2 separate regions of the Homo sapiens genome follow, and region 1 is linked to region 2. The links are chromatin loops, found by intact Hi-C in ENCODE. Cell type or tissue: gastrocnemius medialis. All regions are shown on one strand. Links, peaks and the distances in the headings refer to the core of each region. The heading gives the core; the rest is flanking DNA. Region 1 overlaps LINC02909 (long intergenic non-protein coding RNA 2909). Region 2 overlaps RASSF8 (Ras association domain family member 8).

Region 1 (11,590 bases), core at 5,591-8,090, 1.0 Mb before region 2:
CCTCTTAAAGTTCCCATCTCCAAATATTGTTGCGTTGGGGATTACATTTCCAGTGCATGAACTTTGCACATGCCAACATAGCACCCGATTCCCACTCAGAACAACTAGCAGGCTATGAGGAAATCTGCCTCTATTGGCAGGGAAGGGCACTTTTCAAAGGAGGTATATAGCCCAAGTGATAGATACAACAGATATGCCCATCCGTGCTCTTTTGTGATGCTGTATGTTCTGACATTTCCACCCCAACTGATTTACTCAAGAGAAATAAACTCACCAACAATTTGATCCATATGGCCCTCCTTCAAGATAAAATAAAATCTATTATTGTTATTTTTCACAAACAAATAATGAAAGTCATAGACTACTTTGTTTTATTTGTCTTCCTTTCCATAGTGACTTCCATGTGCCTATATCTGGCATTTAGAATGGTGTGAAGAAAGAAGGCCCCTGGGAGTCTCAGCGAGCCTAATACGCTGCACCCCAGTTCTGCCTCTGCAGATGACACCAAGAGATTCCTGGTGTCTTTACTCTGAGCACTGTCTGGTCTGATCAGTAAAAAACATAAGTCCGGCTGGGTGCAGTGGCTCATGCCTGTAATCCCAGCACTTTGAGAGGCCGAGGCGGGCGGATCACAAGGTCAGGAGTTCAAGATCAGCCTGGCCAACATAGTGAAAACCTGTCTCTACTAAAAATACAAAAAAAAATTAGCCAGGCGTGGTGGCGGGTGCCTGTAGTCCCAGCTACTTGGGAGGTTGAGGCAGGAGAATTGCTTGAACTGGGGAGGTGGAGGTTGGAGTGAGCTGAGATCACGCCACTCCACTCCAACCTGGGTGACACAGCGAGACTCTGTCTAAAAAGAAAAAGAAAAAAAAAAAGTCCCCAGCATCCTTTGGTTATTGCTGATAAAAATGTCTTGTTGACTGTCAGGGAATGACACCCAGCAAAGTTGTCCTAGTAATATATTGTAGACAATGTACATGCAAATTGGAAGAAAGAATTTTAATGCAGGTATAAGCAGTGCTGTCTTCCTCTCATAACCTACATGGTGCTAATATATATTACAATAGTAGGATCATCCTTCCATTATAAAAACTTCACCCTGGGCTTCTGATTTACAAATCCATATATTCAGGACTAGAAGTTCTTCTCTGACAAATTTCCTCTCTTCCATAAAAATGACAAAGGTAAGTCTGTTAATTTTGGTATGTAGAAAATACCTAGATTTTATGTAGGGTGCTTGATTTATTATACAACTCTGTGTGCTAGTTACTCTGAGTAGTTTTATGGGGAAAAAGTCATGGTGAATAAGTAATTCCATTTTGCACATTGTAAAAATAAGAAAGTAAATGCAATACTTGTGTAACACTAATTGTTACCTACCAGGCTGGAAAAATAAAAACATGTTTGTCCTACAAACTAAATAGGGCTCTAGTTCAAGCACTTATGATTGCACATTTGGGAGGAATGAAATACCTCTTTCATTTAAAAAATACTAGTATGCATTCTATTTGGTGTTCTAGTATATAATATGGACACATGAACCACCCAAGTGACTATTTTCAAAAGTACACCCAACACAGATGTATAAACAGTGCACCTAAATCATATAATTCAGTCACTAGATGCCCTATGAGGCCTCCTCTTGGAGGCAGAATATAAACTACGGGTACAAGTAAAATGAGGACTGTGAAATGACCTTGGATTTATATAATAATAAATGAGGTGGCAATTGGTGATCTTGATGATAGCAATTTCACTATAATATGTTCTAAAGTGAATGGGTGGAGAGAAATTAGAGACTGTGAGTACAGACACTGCTTTTTAAGAGTTCGCTGGGCCGGGCACAGTGGCTCATGCCTATAATCCCAGCACTTTGAGAGGACAAGGCAGGCCGATCACTTGAGGTCAGGAGTTCGAGATCAGCCTTGCCAACATGGTAAAACACTGTCTGTACTAAAAATACAAAAGTTAGCTAGGCGTGGTGGTGCACCCCTGTAATCCCAGCTACTCTGGAAGCTGAGACAGGAGAATCGCTTGAATTCAGGAGGCAGAGTTTGCAGCGAGCCAAGATCGCGCCACTGCACTCCAGCCTGGGCGATAGAGTGAGACTCTTTCCCTCTCTCTCAAAAAAAGAGTTTGCTGTGAAAGAAAGGAAAGAAATGGAAACCAGCAGAGATAAGTAGAGAGTGCATACAGCCACTCACTCCACAGCCTCTGCAACTCTTGCTTTCTGCATGCCTACAGAATTAGCACCACATGGATACTGCCATACCCTTGACCTTATTAACAATAGCTGCAGCCCTGTCCTATCTCAAGTGCTGTATTCCACACTTTGACAAACACCTGCTAACTTTCCAGCTCACTCCTTGTAGTATCTCAAATTCACCAACCTTCTATCTTACCAGAATCTTTAATCCACTGACTTTATTACTATTATAATGTCCCTCATCCCCACACTTGTGTCATTTGTTTTCTCCCTACCTAGTTTACATCCTATGGTCATCAGTAGAGTCACTACTTTGCATACATTCAACTCTACTAAGTCCTTCTTACTTCTCACATCATACTTGCTTGGATAGATCACACCCCTAGTTAACTGCAACTCCCCACCTGCTCCGTGCCTGCAGCCATGCAGTTAAAAGACATAAAACTGTGCTAGCTGCTCTCCTATTAAATTTGGGACCATGAATTTTCATGCAGTCTTTCATGCTGCCCAGCAGTCATACAGTGTTTCCCTAATCCCTTCTCTCTCACATTCTCCCCTAGATTATTTTATACTTTCTCCTCTCCCTTATTTAACACTTCCTCCCTACAGCTTTGCTGAGATAGTTGAAGCAATCAGAAGAAATCATCCCCACCTCCCTCCCCTATAACTGCCCATCTGCACCTGTGCCCACACTCCAACCTTCCCTTCTTCTTAGGAATCACCTGTCTCTGCTGCTGGTGAAGTCCCACCACCTGTGCACTTAGAGTCACCCCTGACTCATGCTCAAGGACAGGTTCTGCCATTCTCATCTCTCTCTTCTGCATCCTCAGTCTCCCCCTCCTGATGATAATTCCCATAAACATGCAAACATGCAGTTATTTCTCCCAACTAAAACAAAAACTCCATTAACTCCACTTCTCTGTCTGCTAGTATCCATTTCTTTCCTTCCTTTTACAGCAATTTTTTTTTTTTTTTTTTTTTTTGAGACAGAGTTTCTCCCTTGTTGCCCAGGCTGGAGTGTAATGGCAAAATTTTCACTCACTGCAACCTCTGCCTCCCGGGTTCAAGCGATGCTCCTGCCTCAGCCTCCCAAGTAGCTGGAATTGCAGTCATGAGCCACCACGCCCAGCTAATTTTGTATTTGTAGTAGAGACGGGGTTTCACCATGTTGTCCAGGCTGGTCTTGAACTCCTGACTTCAGGTGATTCGCCCACCTCAGCCTCCCAAAGTGCTGGGATTACAGGCGTGAGCCACCGCGCCTGGCCCACAGCAAACTCTTAAAAAGCAGTATCCATCTTGGCAGTTTCTCATTTCTCTCCCCCATTCACTTTTGAACAAGTTATAATGAAATTGCTTTCATCAAGATCACCAATTACCTCCTCCTTCACTACTAATCCAAGATCGTTTCATAGTCCTCATTTTACTTGTCCTATCAGCAGCCCATTACTTTCTTCTCCGTAAAATGCTTTGTCCACTTGGCTTCCAGGACACTGCACTCACCTGATTTTCCACCTACCTTTCTGCTGTTCCTTTTCAGTCTCTTGCTAGTTCCTCCTCATGTCATCATTCAGACTGGTGAGTGCTGATGTGCAGTAGGGCTCAGCCCTGGACTTCCCTTCTCTGTCTGCCTTCACACCCTGGGTGATCTCAAGAGCTCTCGCAGCTCGAAGTGCCACCTGTAGGCTCAGGACTCCCAGATTTTTATCTTCGACCCAAAACCTCTCCCTTGAATCCAGACGTATATCCAAATTCCTATTTGACATTTCCACTTCATTTTTTTGACTTTGTACTTTATACAAACGCATTTTATTTTTATTTTATTTTATTTTATTATTTTTTAGAGATGAGGTCTCGCTATATTGTCCAGGCTGGTCTCAAACTCCTGAGCTCAAGCAATCCTCCCACTTCAGCCTCCCGAAGTACTGAGATTACAGGTGTGAGTCACCGTGCCTGGCCTACAAATGCATTTTATGTACAAGATTAATACATAAAATAGGACAATAAAGAACTATTCTGGGTTTGGTGGGAGGATTGGGGAGATATTGGTCAAAGGGCATAAGATTTCAGAAGAAATAAGTTCGAAAGATCTATTGTATATCATGGTGACTATAGTTAACAACAATATATTGTATGCTTGAAAATTGCTTAAGACAGTAGAGTTTAGGTGTTCTAGTCACACACACACAAATGATAAGCATGTGGAATAAAGCATATGTTAAATGCTTGATATAGTCATTTCACAATATGTACATATATCAAAACCGCATGGTGTACACCATAAATGCATGCAATTTTGACTTCTCAATTAAAACAAACAAAGAAAAACAAATTACTCTGAGTGAACTGGGTGAAAAGCAACCCTAAGGGGCTTTTCATTCACCTGAATATTTAATAGCCTCTTTTTTTTTTAAGTTAATAGAGGCAAAGTCTCACTGTGTCTGGTCTTGAACCTGAGGTCAAGTGATCCTCCCACTTTGACCTCCCAAGGTACTAGGATTATAGGCTTGAGCCACCATGCCTGGCCTTAATAGCATCTCAGACTTCACATTCTAAAACAGCTCCTGGTATTCCTCCTGTTCTCGAAACCATCTCAATCAATGGCAGCTACATTTTTCCCGTTGCTGAGGTCAAAATCTTGAAGTCATTCTTTATTACTCTCTTATTCTCATACCCACATTTGGTCTGCTAACATATTCTGTCTCATCTAACAGTCTATCTCCCTCTCTCTCTCTCTATCTCTCTCTCTCTCTATCTATCTATCTACAATTTACTGTCATCATTTCTCCTCTAGAAATATTGTGGAGTTTTTTGGGTTTGTTTGTTTGCTTGTTTGAGATAGGGTCTTGCTCTGTCAACCAGGTTGGAATGCAGTGACACAATCATGGCTCATTGCAGCCTCGACCTCCCAGACTCAGGCGATCCTCCCTCTTTAGCCTCCTGAGTAGCTGGGACTACAGGTGCATGCCACCATGCCCAGCTGATTTTTTAACTTTTATTTTTTGTAGAGATGGGGTCTCACTGTGTTGCCCAGGCTGGTCTCAAACTCCTGGGCTCAAATGATCCTCCTACCTTGGCCTCCAAAGTGTTGGGATTACAGGCATGAACCACTGTGCCTGGCCCTGGATTATTGCTGTAAACGTCTAACTTGTCTCACTATTTCTGCCGTTAACTCTCTTCAGACTCTCTTCAATTTATTCATTTATTCAGAGCACAATTCTGCTCCGTTTAAAATTCTCCAGAGGCGTCCCATCTCCCTTAGAGCAAAGGCCAATGTCCTATAACCCTAAGATCCTGTATAATTTTCCCCTGGCATTAGTGCTCCGCCCTCATTTCCTGCCACTCTCCCCTGTATTCAGGTCACTCCAGCCCCGCTGACCTCCTTGCTGTTTCTTGGCCATGTCAGGCACACTTGCACCTCAGGTCCTTTGCATCTGCCCTTCCTTCTGCCTGAATACATTTCCTCAAGTGTCCTCTCCCCAGTTCCTTCACTTCCTCAGGTCTTTACTCAAATATGCCTCCTGGAGAGCCCTTCCTGGGCTACCCTGTCTACAACTGCAAACCTCCCACCAAACTCATTCTTTGTATTTTTATATTTTCCTTTGGCATTTATCAGCCCATAACATGCTATATTTTTTGGCCTATTATGTTAATTTTCTGTCTCCCCCTGTGAAAAGTAAGCTGTATGAGAGCAGGAAGTTTGTCTGTTTTGTTCACTGTTTATCCTTAGCACTACAACATGCCTGATCCTACCAAGTACTCAGTATTTGTTGAATGAATGAATTATAATGGTGATGGGCATGATGAAAATAGGCAGACAGACAAGGCAAACATATACAATAATGCTTACTTTTATACACATTGGTGACAATTGTCAGTTGCAACTATTGTTAAAAAGTTATTTTATCCTCAATGTTCCTACATCATCAAAATAGAGTTCTGCACCCAGACAAGAGTTAAGGCACTAGAATTGAGGACTGCTACCAAAATGTGTGATTTTTGTAACTTAAAAAAGTCCCCACAGTGATATTTTAAATATTATGCTACCAAATATTATCATTCTTTTTTTTTTTTTTTTTTTTTTTTGAGACAGGGTCTCGCTCTGTTACCCAGGCTCAAGTGCAGTGACACAATCACAGCTGACTGCAGCCTTGACCTCCTCTGGCTCAAGCAATCCTCCCACCTCAGCCTCCTGAGTAGCTGAGACTACAGGCATGCACCCACCATGCCTGGCTAATTTTTATATTTCTAAGTAGAGGTGGGGGTTTCGCCATGTTGCACAGACTGGTCTCGAACTCCTGAGCTCAAGCGATCCACCTGCCTCAGCTTTCCAAAAGTGCTGGGATTACAGCCATGAGCCACTGTGCCCGGACTTCTTTTAAAAAAAAAAAAATCTTTCTTATGATACACAATTTGAGCTCACGAACCAGTAATCACAACATTGAGAATAAGATAAATCATAGGTAGGTTTATTAATGACTTCCAACTACTTACCAGCAGAGGGTGCTACTTATCCATATTTTCACACGTATAAAGCGTGTTTCGCTGAACTAACAGGCAGGCTTCAATACTGTAAATGACATTATCTTACAAATCTGTATTATGTGATAATGAATCAGCCACCCAAACATAAACATAATACCTTCAGTTTTAAAAATCTATATTTTTCTTGCCTTTATTTGTGAATTTAAATAGATGATACTGTACATGAATATGGTACAAAAATGTACAGAAATAATTAACTCTTTCTTCTATCCCAGTCCTCTAGTTCCTCAATTTTCTCTTCCAAGGTTATCATTGTCTCCAGTTTCTTCTGTATTTATGTGTATGTCTGTTATGTTTTGTGTTTGTATTGTATGTGTTTTTTGTTTTGTTTTGTATTTTAAATCAGAAATGCTATAAGTGCTATTCTTCAGCTTAGGGTTGATTTATAAACAAGCCCATAATTTTGGGATTCCATATCAGTACTTATAGAACATCTTTCTTTTAAACAGCTATATTTTATTCCAGTGTGTAAATAAACAGAAATTTATGTAACCAGTCCTCTGTTGATAGATGGTAAGGTTATTTTAAATATTTTGCCTTTCCAAACATTAGTAAATTAGTGTATTTTTACATTTATCTTTGTAAATATGTGCAAGTATATTTGTAGGGTAATTTCTTAGGGAAAATTGGGTAGCCATCTGAAAAATAATGAAGGTATAGTTTCATCTCTCTATACAAAGATAAATTCCAAATATATTAAATCAAAGACACTAGAGAAAAACAGAGGAGAATGTCTTTATGATTTTTGAGTCACGAAAGCTTTCTAAGGCTAACACGAACTCAGAAGGTATAAGAAAGAAGATTGAAATTTGACTGCACATTTTTAAAAATCTGTGTGGCAAAAACACCATAAACAAAAAACACAAATAACACCTGGTGAAAATGTATTTGTAACACATCCTACAAAGAACTAAATCTTGTAATATGTAAAGAGCTTTTGTGTATTGATAAAATCAAGCCCCATTCAAAAATGACCAAAGCATACAAATAAAACATAGAAATGGAAATACAAATGGCTTTAAACACATGAAACCATATTCATAAGGAAAGAAATCACAAATTACACTGTTTTTTGGTCTTTTTTTTTTTCCTTTTTGTGGAGAATGGGGGGGGGGTCTCACTATATCACCCAGGCAGGTCTTGAACTCAAGCTATCCTCCTGCCTCTGCCTCCCTAAATGCTGGGATTACAGGTGTGAGTCACCATGCCTCTTGAGAAATGCATATTAAAATAATGAGATGCTATATTTCACCTATCAGATTGGCAAAGACCAACATATTGTGTTCGTGAGGGTGTGGGGAAACAAGCAGGCTCACAGATTGTTGGTGAGACTGTAAATTGGTACAACCTCTATGGAAACCAATTTGGCATCAGCTAGCAAACTTTTAAAACTAGCCAGGTTTAGTGGCTCACAACTGTAATCTCAACATTTTGGGAGGCCAAGGCAGGTAGACTCTTGAGCTTAGGAGTTTGAGACCAGCCTGGGCAACAGGGTGAAACCCTGTCTCTACTAAAAATACAAAAATTAGCTAGGTGTAGCATGGCTGTAGTTCCAGCTACTCGGGAGGCTGAGGTGGGAGGATCGGGCTTGAACCCAGGAGGTCAAGGCTGCAGTGAGCTGTGATTGCACCACTGCCCTATAGCCTGGGTGACAGAGTGAGACTTCCTTTCTCTCTCTCTCAAAAAAAAAATTTATATGAAAGTTAGTAGAGTTTTTTTTTCTTTTAGTCAAATCTGTTTATTTGGATTATCTGCATGTTCTTAACCAGAAGGAAATGCTACACAGAGTTGAAGAATAAAGACAAAATATTAAAAATTTAAGGTAGGTATTATGTTCTTTGTATAATGTGGATAACAGCCATATTGAGCTACGGAAAGTAACATGACAAAAGAATCTCTGAGTGTATATCACTCACGGTCCTTTAGGAAATCGATAGTACCTTTTTTTAAAAAAAAAAAAAAGGAGGCTGCAAAGAGTTTCAATTCTTGAAAGTGTAGGCAGGGTTAAGGGAAACAGCATGGGGTGGTGGGCAACCTCAGGTGCTGGCATCTGGCTCTAGGAAGCCATTACCCTCCCTGGCAAGAGGCAATGGAGAAAACACTTACAGAACCAAGTGAACACTGTCACTTTGGGAGAGGCCACCTGACAGGGGCTGTGGAAAAGCGTGAGCCACTGTCAGACAGAGACCTGGCAGGGTGGGAGCCAGGAGAACAAATGCTGCAGACTCTTCCTCCTCCTGGCCCTCCATCTGCTGGGCCCTCCCACTGGCCACATTCAATGGGAAATCAGAGGGCAAAGGAGCCAGACTGATGCTGTCAATAGAGGCCTGTCTCCTGGGATGCTGAACAAAGATGGGTTGCTCTTGCTCTGCATCCACGGGATAGATCCGGAAGGGCAACGGATGATTTCATTCAGTGTAATATGCATCTTGGTAATATATTCAGGGCCTTGCTTCATTTCCACCTTTCTCCAAAAACATATTATCACTTTTCTTTCAAAGTAATTACTTCTGTAGTAATCCTTTTTGGAATGGAAGCCATAGATCATTCAAACTCCCAATCCTTTTCTTTCCGAGACAGCATCTTTATATGAAAATTGTCATAGCATGATGTAGGCTGATTTAAAAAAAGAAGAAAAAAAGGCTTTCTGAAGAGACTGCATTTGCACATTAAAGTCCAATTAAAAGGCTGGGCACAGGCACTTTGGGAGGCCGAGGCAGGCAGATCACTTGAGGAGTTAGAGACCAGCCTGGACAACATAGTGAAATTCTGTCTCTACTAAAAATACAAAAATTAGCTGGGCATGTTGGCGCACGCCTGTAGTCCCACTTACTTGGGAGGCTGAGGCATGAGAATTGCCTGAACCAGGGAGGCAGAGGTTGCAGTGAGCCAAGATCACACCACTGCACTCCAGCTTGAGCAACAGAGCCAGAATCTGTCTCAAATAATAATAATAATGATACTTCATTTAAAAAAGCAACTTAAAGGCAATGATACCTAGAATATAAGCACATTAAAGAGTATATTATGAGAAATAAATAGTGCATTTTACATAGAGTGGGTTTTGAAAAATAAAAGTTATGTTTGGCCATGCATGTACTGGAGAAGGAGTCCATTATCTGGTTTTCTTCTTTTCTTTCCTTTGTTTGTTTTTATTATTGTTGTTTTTGAGACAGGGTGTTGCTCTGTCACCCAGGCTGGAGTGCAGTGGTGCAATCTCTACTGGCTAACTGCAGCCTCGACTTCCCAGACTCAAGCTTGATCCTCCCACTTCAGCCTCCCAAGCAGCGGGACTACAGGTGCGTGCCACCATGCCTGGCTAATTTATTTTTTACTATTTTATTTTATTTATTTATTTATTTTTTATTTTTATTTTTTATTGATCATTCTTGGGTGTTTCTCGCAGAGGGGGATTTGGCAGGGTCACAGGACAATAGTGGAGGGAAGGTCAGCAGATTTACTATTTTATTTTATTTTATTTTATTTTATTTGAGACAGAGTTTCACTCTTTGCCCAGACTGGTGTGCAATGGCTTGGCTCACTGCAACCTCCACCTTCTGGATTCAAGTGATTCTCCTGCCTCAGCCTCCTGAGTAGCTGAGTTTATAGGCATGCGCCACCCTGCCTGGCTAATTTTGTATTTTTGGTAGAGATAGGGTTTCTCTATGTTGCCCAGGTTGGTCTCAAACTCATGGGATCAAACAATCCACCTGCCTGGGCCTCTCAAAGTCCTGGGATTACAGGCATGAGCCACTGCACCTGGCCCCTTTCTTCTAATAGTGCCTCTCAACCATACACCTCCCACCTCATTTGTATTTGGTTAGACAAAGTGACTCCCTCAGATCAACCAGGGATTAATCCTGGAGCTCCAACACATATTTAAAACTACTGGCTTGATAGTCTAACAACATTGTAGATTACCTAGAGAGAAGCAGATACGTTATTTAAACGGATTTCTTGACCTATTTACATGATAAGATTTAATTTCCTTGAAATGCCATTTTGAAAACTGGGATTGGCATCCCTTACAGGTTCTCTAATTAGTTGCTTTCAGATTACTTGGCAAGTAAAGGACTATGTTGTTATGAACCCCACCTGCAGTATATCCCGAACAGGAATCTCCATCTTGGGTTTCTTTTTGTAAAGTCTGCATTTGACCCCTTTACACTCTTTTCCGTGTTCATAAACGTGCTCAGGGTTGGAAAAGCTGTTTCAGTAGAGATGGCATATTTCTGGTGGCATTCGGGGGCAGGTACAGGAGTTGCAGGCATCCATCGTATGCTGTCCAGCGTCTGCACGTTCCCTTGTTTGCTCCCAGTGGGTAGAGAACCCGGCATTGTGGGTACCTTATTAGAACTGTCAGGAGGTAATATTACATAAATAATGAAATAACATGTTAATGCAATTCATTACAGGTTCGTTGGAATTTATTGTTCAGGTTATTCCTTTCACTGCTCTGAGAAACATCAGGTATACTAGACTCACCTGAAGCAGGATGTAAGCGTATAATTTGTCAGACGGGCAATATGGTCTAGTGGATCCAGAATTTGAATATTATTTCTGGCTCTGCTGCTGGCTTCCTTTATGACTAGGAGGGAAATGTCTCTGGGTGTTGCCAGTTTCGGTATCTGTGGATTGATAAGCAGATCGCAAGCATGGATGTTATAATAGGTTATTTCATGGGAAATTAAACAGCAAATCTAATGAGAGGAGCGGGTTACTTGGTCATTTCTTTCTAGGTGCTATTTGGTGCTTTAAGAGGACCTCTAGTATTGGATAAGTTAAAGGAGTTTCAGAAAGTGCATCATAACAACATTACTGAGAGCTCAGAATGTGCTACAT
Region 2 (11,590 bases), core at 5,902-8,401:
AGGTTTGAGCAAAAATCTGACACATGCAAAGAAACAGGAAAGTGTGCCCCATACACAAGAAAAACAGTAAACAACAAATTATGAAAGGACCCAGATGTGAAATTTAACAGAAAAAACTTAAAGGTCAGAGGAAACCATCCTTGTAGAAGTAAAGGAAGATATGATACACTGCCTCATCAAATTGAGAATATTGGTAAATAGATAGAAATTATAAAAAAATTATAAAAAAGAATCAAATTGAAATTCTAGAGTAAAAAGTATAATAACAAAAAAAATTTACTAAAGGGGCTCCACAGTTGATTTCTTTCTTTCTTTTTTTTTTGAGACAGAGTTTTATGCTCTTGTTGCCCAGGTTGGAGTGCAATGGCGCGATCTCGGCTCACTGCAACTTCCGCCTCCCGGGTTCAAGCAGTTCTCCTGCCTCAGCCTCCCGAGTAGCTGGGATTACAGGCATGTGCCTTCACAGCCTGTAATTTTGAATTTTGTATTTTTAGTAGAGACGGGGTTTTTCCATGTTGGTCAGGCTGGTCTCAAACTCGCGACCTCAGGTGATCACCCACCTCGGCCTCCCAAAGTGCTGGGATTACAGGTGTGAGCCACCATGCCTGGCCAGTAGATTTCAACTGGTAGAAGAAATAACTAATGAGCCTGAAGATAGATAGGTAAAGATTATGCAATTCAAAAGACAGAAAAAGGAATGAAGAAAAATGAACACAGCCTCAGAGAAAAATATGGACATCATTAAGGGCACTGACCTATGTAATGGGAGTACTACAAGGAGAGAGGGAAGAAAAAGGAATAAAAAAATTAAAAGAAGTAGCTGAAAACTTCTGAGATTTGATAGAAAACATTATACACTCAAAAAGCTCAACAATTTCCAAGTAAGATAAACACAAAGAGACACATCATAGTAAAAATGCTGAAAGATAAAGAGAAAATCTTAAAAAGCAGCAATAGAAAAGTGTTATTGCTTAAAAGGAAACATTAAGATTAATAGCTGACTTCTCATCGGAAACAATGAAAATCAGAAGTCAGTGAGTGGGATCACTTTCAAAAAGCTGAAAAAGAATTTTTAACTAACAATTTTATGCAAAATGAACACATTTCCAGATCAACTGAACTTGAGAGAATTTGTTGTTAACAGATCCATCTTAACAAGAAATACTAAAGGAAGTTATTTGGGATAAAAGCAAGTAACTCCAGACGGTAATTTGAATCCGCATTAAAAACAAAAAAAACAAAAAACAAAAAAAAACAGGAAAGGTAATTAGTTAATTACAAAAGATAGTATAGATGTGTGTTTGTTCTTTTTTTATTCTAGTAACTGATTTTAAAAGAAATTATAAAAAAAGTATAGATTTGATTGTTGAGTTTTCAAAAGATGGAGATGTAATATATTTCATAACACCAACACAAAGGAGATGATAGGTGATGCAAAGATGTATTGGAATAAGGAAATTATACCACATGATAAATCCACAGGAAGAAATGAAGAGAACGAGGAATGGTAAATAAGATTAACATAGCAAATTCTGTCTATATGCTTGCCATTCTTACTTACCTCAGCTCATTTATTTGATAGTCAAATAATTCTACAAAGTAATAAGTGTAATGGCTTATTTTGGGGTTTGTAAGGTACATAGATATTGTCTTACATAGTATGTATCACAATAAAGACACAAAAACTGGGAAGAGGAAATACTTGTACTGGAATAACAATTCATTATTTTCTTTTTTTAAATTTTGAATTGAGATGAGGTCTTGCTCTGTTGCCCAGGCTGGTCTTGAACTCCTGGCCTCAAGCAATCTTCCCACCCCAGCCTCCCCAAATGCTAGGATTACAGATATGAGCCACCACGCCCAGCCTGGAGTAACATTTCTGTATCTCATTGGAATAAAGATCTCCTCACAAAGAAAAGTCTCCGTCCAAATGGCTTCACTGGTAAATTCTGCCAAACATTTTAGCAAGAGTTAATACCAATTCTTCATGAACTCTTCCAAAAGTAGGATAGAACATGTCTCAGCTCATTCTGCGAGGCCAGAATTACCCTGATACCAAGACCAGACAAAACTTTACAAGAAAACTACACAGCAATTTTTAAATAAATACAGATGCAAAAATTCTCAAAAAACACTTGCAAACTAAATTTAGCAGTGTATAAAAATGACTGTACACTGTAACCAAGTGAGATTTTTCCTAGGAATGCAAGGGTTGGTTAGACATATAAAAGGTCAATTTAGGCCGGGCGCTGTGGCTCACGCCCGTAATACCAGCACTTTGGGAGGCTGAGGCAGGTGGATCACTAGTTCGGGAGATCAAGACCATCCTGGCTAACATGGTGAAACCTTGTCTCTACTAAAAAATACAAAAAATTAGCCGGGCGTGGTGGCGGGCGCCTGTAGCCCCAGCTACTTGGGAGGCTGAGGCAGGAGAACAGCATGAATCTGGGAGGCGGAGCTTGCAGTGAGCCAAGATTGTGCCACTGCACTCCAAAGCCTGGGCAACAGAGCGAGACTCCGTCTCAAAAAAAAAAGTCAATTTAATACACTACATCAATAGAATAAAGAACAAAAACTACATGATTATTTCAATAAAAAAAGCATTTGACAAAATTCAACACCTCTTTATGATAAAAAACATTCAACAAACTAGGAATAGAAGGGAACTTTGTCAACCTGATGAATGGCATATAAACACACGCACACACGCAGCCAAAAGACTGAATGCTTTCTCCTGAAGATCAGAAAGAAGGATTTCCACCCTTGCCATTTCTATTCAACATTGTGATGGAGGTTTTAGGCGAGACACTTAGGCAAGAACATGAGATAAGAGGCATTCAGGGCCAGGCGTGGTGGCTCACGCCTGTAATCCCAGCACTTTGGGAAGCCGAGGCGGGCAGATCACGAGGTCAGGAGATCGAGACCATCCTGGCTAACACAGTGAAACCCCGTCTCTACTAAAAATACAAAAAATTAGCCAGGCGTGTTGGCGGGCGCCTGTATTCCCAGGTACTCGGGACGGCAGGCTGAGGCAGGAGAATGGCGTGAACCCGGGAGATGGAGCTGGCAGTGAGCCGAGATCGCACCGCTGCACTCTAGCCCTGGGCGACAGAGTGAGACTCTGTCTCAAAAAAAAAAAAAAAAAAGCATTCAGATTGGAAAGGAAAAAGAACTAACTCTGTTTGCAGAGAATACTACCTTGCATATGGAAAAATCTTAAGGAATTCATTAAAAACCTATTAGAACTATTCAACAAGATTGCTGGATACAAGATCAGTATGCAAAATTTAATTGCATTTCTATATACTATCAGTAAACAATTGAAAAATGAAATTCAGAAAATATTTCTATTTATAATATCAAAAAGAATAAAATGCTTAGGAATAAATTTCACAAAAAATTGCAAAAGTTATACACTGAAAACTATAATACATTGTTGAAAGAAATTAAAGACCAAAATAAAAAAAAAGACATCTCATGTTCATGGATCTGTTGGATATCCAAGTGCAAAAGAGTGAAGTTAGCCCCCTATATACACGTATATAAAAATTAAGTAGATCAAAGACTTAAATGTAAGAAGAAAAACTATAAAACTCATAGACGTAAACTTAGGCATAAATCCTCTTGATCCTGAATTAAATAGTAGTTGCTTAGAAATGACATCAAATGTGCAAGCAACAAAAGAAAAGATAGGTAAACAGGACATCATCAGAATTAAAGATTTGTGTTCACATGACACCATCAAAAGTGAAAAGACAACTTTAATGGGAAAATATTTGCAAATAATTTGATAAGGAGCTTGTTTTTAGAGTATATAAGAACTTCATCGTAAAAAAGACAAATAGTCCCATTAGAAAATTGACAAAGTATCTCAGTAGACAAATATCTATGTACAAATGGCCAATCAGCAAATGAAAAGATGTTTGACGTTATTAGCCTTCAGAGAAATGAAAATGAAAATAAGATATGATTTCATACTAAGTTGGCTGTAATATTAGTTAGTTTATTTTTTATTTTTTGAGATGGAGTCTCGCTTTGTTGCTCAGGTTGGAGTGCAGTGGCGTGATCTCAGCTCACTGCAACCTCCACCTCCCGGGTTCAAGTGACTTTCCTGCCTCAGCCTCCCAAGTAGCTAGGATTACAGGCACACACCACCATGCCCGGCTAATTTTTATATTTTTAGTTGGGACAGGGTTTCACCATGTTGCCCAGGCTGGTCTTGAACTCTTGACCTCAAGTGATCCGCCCACCTCGGCCCCCCAAAGTGCTGGGATTATAGGCGTAATATTAATTTTAAAAGGCAGCTAATAAGGAGTGTGAGTGAGATTGTGAAGAATAAGAACTCTCATACACTGTTGGTGGGAATGTAAAATATTACAGCTACCTTGAAAAACAGTCTGGCAGTTCTTGAAAATGTTACACATAGAGTTATCATATGACCCAGCAATTCTGCTCCTAATTACATACCCAAGTGAAGTTAAAATATATGTCCATGCAAAAAGTTGTACATGAATGTTCATAGCAGCATTATTCATAATAGCCAAAAATAGAAACAACCCAAATGATCTGAATTAATAGATGTGATATAACAATACAATGAAATATTATTTGGCAATAAAAAAATGAAATACAGATATTTACTACAATATGGATGATTCTTGACCACATGTATGATTTTATTTATATGAAATATCCAGAGTAGGCAAATCCATAGAGACTGAAAGGAAGTAAATGATCGCCTATGGCTGGGGATTTGATGGGAAATGGGCAGTGAATGCTAATAGGTATGTGGGTTATTTTTTGGGTAATGAGAATGTCCCAAAAGTAACTGGTGATAGTTCCATAATTTTGTGAATATATTTAAACTATCAAGCTGTATGCCTTAAAGTGAATTGTATGGCATGTTAATGATATCTCAGTAAAGCTGTTGTTTAAACAAACAAACAGAAGCTGGATAGCACCGATAATTCACCATGGGTATGATTTAGGCAAGAAAGACACTGAAGGGTCAGCAGGCCCTCACTTAAGAGTTGGCCTGACTATAAAAATATTGGCAGATGAATGGGTATTTATCTGGTTAAAGTTAAGTGTACAAAATGCTTTCATGTTTTCATGATTCACTGCTTTAACCTGCTTTTATGATTAACCAGCCAGTTACCAGTCTCAACTGTGCTAAGAGACTTCTGCTGTGTGGTTGTGGCCTTGGAGCTGAGAATTTCCTGGAGATTAGATTGGAAAGTTACTAATCATTAAGCCATTGATAAGATTAAACATTTATTAAGCACCTATTATGTGTTAGGCACATCAACATGTAGTTTCAGTTGTTGAAGCCATGAGTGTTACTTTGGTCACCTAGGGAGAGAGGGGATAGAATGAGAAGCATAGAGGACTGAGCCAGAAATTCAATAATGTTAGCCTGAAAAAGAACAGCCCAGAAGATGACAGAGGGGAATGACCAGATGGGTGGGAGAAGCCATGGAAAACGGGATGTAGAAGTCAGGACAAAGGAGTGGCTGTGAGGAACGTCAGCTGTGCAGATGCTCTGGGGACATCAAAGATGGTGCAAGGAAATAGGAAACAGTATGAAGAAAGCCCATGCAGCATCGGGGTCTTGGTGAACCTGTTGGAACTATGTCATTGGTAAAGCAGGGGACAGATTATAGTTGATTTGGGAATAATGTGGATGAATTATAATTAAAAGAATTTGAGACTGTATAAATTTAATTTGTGTGTTTTAAAAGTGTTTCACTCAGAACTTCATTTTCTTTCCCTGTACTCTTTGGAAGTATAGGTGATTTTATTTTCTAAAAGCCTTTTTCATTTTCTGAATATCTTTTAATGAGCGTACTTTTCCTATGTAGTTAGAGAAAAAAGTTGTTAGGTATCAAAAGATATGATGATGTGTGATAACCTTATTTGCCAGTGTGTTGGAATGTGAGACAATGAATTCTAACCAAGTATTTCACAAAGAAATTGCTAAGGACTTCTACTAGGCTGCTAAGTACCTTTTCTTTGGGATTTCCTTTGGTGCTACATGGAATAAATACTGTGCTTTGGAAGGTTGTAATTTCTTGGTAATCATAAATGTCTACATGTTCCTTGGCCACGTACATGAAATTATTAAAAACCACTCTAACCTTTGAATTTTACTTCTTGCAGCTACGGTAAGTGACAATAAATAGAATTGGGCCCTCTTAACTAACAGAATTGAAACAAAAGAGGTTGAAACTTTTGGTTGTCAGCTCCTTCTTGTATTATATGTAAGGAGGGGTGAATGAGGAAGAGTGTACTGGGTATATTTTGTATAAGGTGCTATGATGAATTAAAGGTCTCTTTATTATATGTAAGGAGGGATGAATGAGGAAGAGTATTTGCTGAGTATATTTTGTACAAGGCACTAGGATAGATTAAAGATCTCTTTCTCTCCAATTCTATTGTAAAAGTATATGTTGAATTCTGGAGGAACCCTGGCTAATTTGCTTTTTTAAAAAAAGCCAAATTTGGTGCACGATACTTAGGTTTGACATGCAAAACTAATTGAAAAAAGCCGTATAAAATTTTACTGCAGTGTTAGTTGAAGAATGTCCAGGAGTGGTTGTGTTTATGATAACAGTAAGAATTCTGGAAACCTCTTCCAGTTTTCTCCATTATCCCTCATTAGCATGGTGCTATTCCACAAGTCTCTCTTCTACCAGGGAACTGCATCCTGTCCCTCGCCCCTCAGTGATTTTTCTCATGTCTATCATGTAGATCACTTTAGCCTCTCAGGCTGTTTGCAGCTCTCCTCTTCTCCATTACCAGCATGTCTGCATTAGGGAGAGGTGTGGGGCAGGTCTAGCCTCACATATGTTTTAGCTGGGGAAAGAAGAACATTGACAACCCATGTTATTTTTTATTGTATTCCTTTAACAAATACACAGTAAGTGACAGTGCTTCAGAAGCCCTGCTTTTTAATCTGTCTGGGGAAGGGTGACCTCTGGTGGCTAAAACCATAAGCCCCAATTTCAAGAAACAAAAAGATTTCTTTTTACTGTTGTTTACATTATATTCATATGTTTATGTTTTGTCACTTTTTATAATGTACTATATATTCATTAGAAGTAAATCAGTGTCTTCTGCCACCGTGTTTAAATGCGGCATCTTCTGTTAATCATCAGCTGTGCTCTGTACTCATGATTGGCCTTAATTTGAGATCCAAAATATTTCCTTAACAGATTATTTTTTGTTCTGAGGAACAAGATCATTTCCTTGGCACTCTTTTGTTATTAAAACTTAAAACTTCTCTGTTGGTTTAAATGTTGACCATTATTATTATAACAGAAAAACAGTTTTACCCACTGGTTAAAGGAAAAAAAAATCAATCTCAAACTATGACGTCCGAGTTATACTCCTGGCTACTATTTATCTTTGAATCAGCCATCTAACCAACATTTAATTGGCTTGCTTCCTCAGAGATATTTATTCTTAACTTGTTTAGTCTGCCAGTAAATGACCACCAAATCGTCAGTTTTGTTTTTATTACAGTCTTTGCTGGTTTGCTTATTTGTGCATCACTTTATTTAAAAAGAGTTTAGGGCAACTAATTTATTTTTTGTAAAAATAAATTTTGAAATAAAATGTGGCAAAAAGATAAAGTATCTTTCTCTTGGGATTTTGATTATGATACCGTATGTCTAAATTGTCTCAAAGTTGATTTCAGTTCATTTGTTTTCTAGTATATAATTGATAAACATTATAGTGACTTGTATTAATTACACTTAGTGATAAAATAATTCTTAGTAGGTTTTTTTCCCCCCATGATCCAAATAATGTTTTATTCAGGAGAAAATAAAAACTCATTTTATTCAAAAGCCTTGGTTTTTAAGTATTTTCTGTGACAGTGTAAATCTTCCTTCTTTCTCATGGTTTATAAGCCCAGGTAGAGGGGCTACAAGAAGCAGAAACAAATTCATTCCATGTAATTGTGCTTGTTTTCAATGAAAGTTCTGCAGGGCTCTGTAGGATGACTTTTTAAAACCACTTGTCCGGATAAGATGGATTCTATTCCTTTTATTCCGGTATTGGGTTTTTGTCTATCACACATGGAAATGTTTTTACAGCCTGTGATGCTCTGCAGTGCTGTTACTAATGCCATAGTAAAAATGCTGAGATGTTGCAGTGCAACAGAAATTCCCACTTAGAAATACATGTTAGTCAAGTGAATAATATTTAACTTCTTTCTTTTCAAACCAAATAGACATCCCCGAAGTTATCTTTTTTTTTTTTCCTAAACTTAGATTTTAGTAGATAAGCAGCCCAGATTAACTTCTGGAACAAAGTTAGGACTTAAAAAGTATTTCCTCACCCATACTGTACCAGACAAGTGCCTGGTTTTGGGGCTAGGTAAATAAATATTTTAGGCTTTGCAGGCAATATGGTCCCTGTTGTTACTACTCAACTTCATTGTAGCACATGAGCAGCCATAGACAGTACGTAAATGAATGAACCCGACTGTTTTCAATTCAACTTTATTTACAAACCAGGTAGCGGGCCATAACTTGCAGACCCCTTCAAGATGGTCAGGAACAGTGAGTTGAAGCAGTAGGAAATATGATATTTCTTCTTAAATATGTCTGCAGCTTTTACTGCTGCAGCTTTCAGTATAAATGAAGACTCTTTACAGTTACGTAATGCCTGAGACAACAATCAAATAAGCTTTATTTTACAACTAGTAACTTGGTGCCAAATTTAACTTGTAGACTCCCCCTGCCCCATTTTTTTTTGAGGTATTATGAGGGTTTGTGATACTCTGCCAGTACATTGGGTTAGATTTCTGGATTACTTTGATTTTGCCAATTGTCAAACCTTTAAAATTCCAACACCCCAAGATGCTAGATTGTTTCAGTATTTTTTTTTCTAAACACTGCCATTTAACTTGGATTCTCAAAGTATATTTTGGCTCATCGTTACACGTGAGACCCATCCATCCTCATCATGATGGTGTGAAATCAGTGTAGAGTTCTTGAACTCAATCAGCAGCCCTTTGTTAAGCTTCTGCCACAGGCCCAGTAGAGTTACTAACAGGATTTGAGCCCAACTGAGGGCAGGGTCAGATTTGGTGGCAGTGTGCCAGGTGGATCACAGAGAGGTGTAAGCAACTATAAAATTATAAGGACCTGAGATGATAAAGGTTTGGAACTATTGCTGTTGGCAGTAAGAATGGTAAGTAGTTGGTGGTCTGAGAGACTTAAAATAGAGGACTAGAAAATGCTTGCCTGCTTCTAAAGGCACTTGTTAGGTAGGGTCTGCGGGATCAGAGTGGGAATGGGAGAACTTGAGAAAAAGAGGGTTAATAGAGATTTCAATAGCAGCCACACATGTAAAACTACAGATATTTCCATCATTTTTGAAAATATTTCTTATTCAGAGTAATCTAAAAAATCTGAGGAGATGCTTCAATGGCTTAATCTGACCTATATGTTTTGCTTATAAATATGTTTCAAAATATCCTGTTTCTCATCATCATGTTAGTTACTTTGATGAAATACATGTTTTGGTTTACATTTATGTGCATGATGTCAGCAGCTTACAGTACATGAAGGAAACTTCCCATATCCCAGAAGTAGTGACTTAGGAGAACTATGGTCTTGAGATGCTTGGAAATTTTGTATCTGGAAAATTTACCAATCAGGGAATTTTCCATTGAGCTTGCTTTTTTGAAAAGGTCCTTCAGTTTGTAGCAGTTTGTTAGCCCAGTTTATCCTTTCTTGTGATGAGCTAGTCATTTTGCATTTTCACATATAAAACTTTGAAATGTCTTTTAAAAAGTTTATGGGAATATTGTGTATGTTATTGCTTCATTTTCCCCGAAAGGAAGTGGGAGAAATTTGAGTCATTAATATACATTAAAATTCTGTGTATGTTTTTCGTACTCATAGCAGGTTGTTCCAAATCATCTAGGTAACAAACTTTGGAATGTTGATAGAAAACAAACTTCTAGCACTGTTTGTATGGAGAAGTATTTCCCAAAGTCAAGTTCTAGGACTCTTGGGACTGTTTCATGGCTGAGTCAAAGGTTCCCTTGTGACATGTGAATTTTTAGGAAGGAGAACAATGACAAATTTTTTTGAAATTGCTACATTAGCATGCAACAAAAAATTCTGAGGGAAATGTTTCCTGGCAGTTTTTTTATTATATTTACCTGCAATTTATAGCTTAAGGGAGTTTTAACCCATGAAACCTCCAAATCTATTAAAAGTGAAAAGAGCTAGATAGATTTCATTAGCATGCGTAATGCCCAGTTTCCATACCCATCTATAATCATTTAAAGCAGGAATCATAATGGGAATATGAGCTGAGAAATTCTGTTGATGTTTGAAATGTCTGGAGTGTCAACATAATTAAACAGCGTATGTACACAATTGGCCCTGCTCCAAAACCAGTGATTATGTGTCTAACATCAATCCCCATGTGTCTACAAAGCTGTTAGAGTAAACATCTGGAATCTTTTACTACCAAAGCTAAAATATTACATAATCAGTTAAAAGAAAGAGCTTCCTACCCACAGAGGTCCTGCAGAGAGCAATGTATGCTGTGATCTTGTTTTCAAGCAGGCCTGTCTTCTTTAGAGTAGCAACTAAATATATTAGATACTTCAACTATCCTTGAAATGTGACTTTTCCCCTGAGGTAAATACTAAGGATGGTTTAAATGTTGCTAAATGGTTCAGCTGAATCATAAATACTCTGTAATGAGACCAGAGGGGATCAAGTTGATCAGTGGGAGACCACATTCTTACCAAAACTGAGGCTCAGCTCTCAGGCCATTTCAAGGTATGCTGGAGTTCCTTTGAGCAAAAGAATTTGGTATTTTCTCATGTATGTATTGAAGCACTAAGTAAAAATTGTGATCTTTCAGGTCATAACAGAAAACCCACAAATTGTTTTATAGCATGTTTTTGATTTCACAATATAAAATGACAAGAATAATGAGATCTTCCACATCTTTTTATATTTTTCCACTATATTTGTGTTAAAGCTTAGGTATTATTTTCATTCTTTCATGCTAAAAGCACATTAGCATTTTCTAGAATGTAAGTGGTTTTGCTAGAAAAATGATATTAATATGATTATCCAGATTGTTATTTTGGAGGGAAAAAGGAAATAAGTTCTGCAAACACTGTTGGGTTTCTTTTTTTTAATGATAGAGGCATAAGATGAATAGTATCCATCTTCATAGAAAGAAAGAAACGTAGAGCCAAGTATTGAAATTTTTTAATGGCATATTTCTTTGTGGAGGTGAAAACTGTTTCTTTGCATTTAATATGCACATCTGCCTTGTCCCTGTCAAGTTTGCCACCTTCCAGATAAAGGTTGAATGCCAGGACTCTCAAATCAGCCTCCACTCAGATCTCAGCTCCCATCTCCTACCAGTTGTATTGTCTCCAACTAGTTCACCTTTCTGAGCCTCCAGGGCCTCATTTGTAAAATGGGGATGAGAATAAAAACATGACCTCAGTGGATTATTCTGAGTCGTTGTATGTGCCTAGCAAAGAGGAAGCACTTGGATCTGCTGGTGCCTTCTCCCCACCACCATCATGTCGACCAGACCC

What was found. Hi-C counts contacts between places; a loop is a spot of excess contacts. Peaks named below come from ENCODE experiments on the same cell type or tissue, not always from the same donor. Only the 100,000 strongest peaks of a DNase experiment are listed, where the experiment ranks them.
Region 1: a loop joins it to region 2, with 5 times the contacts of the local background. A loop is called at or near these places in 5 of 110 quality-filtered maps.

Annotation. Positions count from the first base shown.
Region 1 is chr12:24,984,964-24,996,553 of GRCh38, forward strand. It overlaps LINC02909 (long intergenic non-protein coding RNA 2909), which reads right to left. Exons shown (of 4, transcript NR_171024.1): 2 at 11,234-11,376; 3 at 10,844-11,104; 4 at 8,461-9,364. Among named protein-coding and RNA genes, the nearest start is that of LINC02909, 6.7 kb to the right of the region's middle. In gastrocnemius medialis, for the core only: a CTCF peak has its summit at 6,701 (motif pointing right); no DNase peak of the experiment used is centred there.
Region 2 is chr12:26,022,435-26,034,024 of GRCh38, forward strand. All of the region lies in intron 2 of RASSF8 (Ras association domain family member 8), which reads left to right. Among named protein-coding and RNA genes, the nearest start is that of RASSF8-AS1, 69 kb to the left of the region's middle. In gastrocnemius medialis, for the core only: a CTCF peak has its summit at 6,983 (motif pointing left); no DNase peak of the experiment used is centred there; H3K27ac peaks cover 372 bases.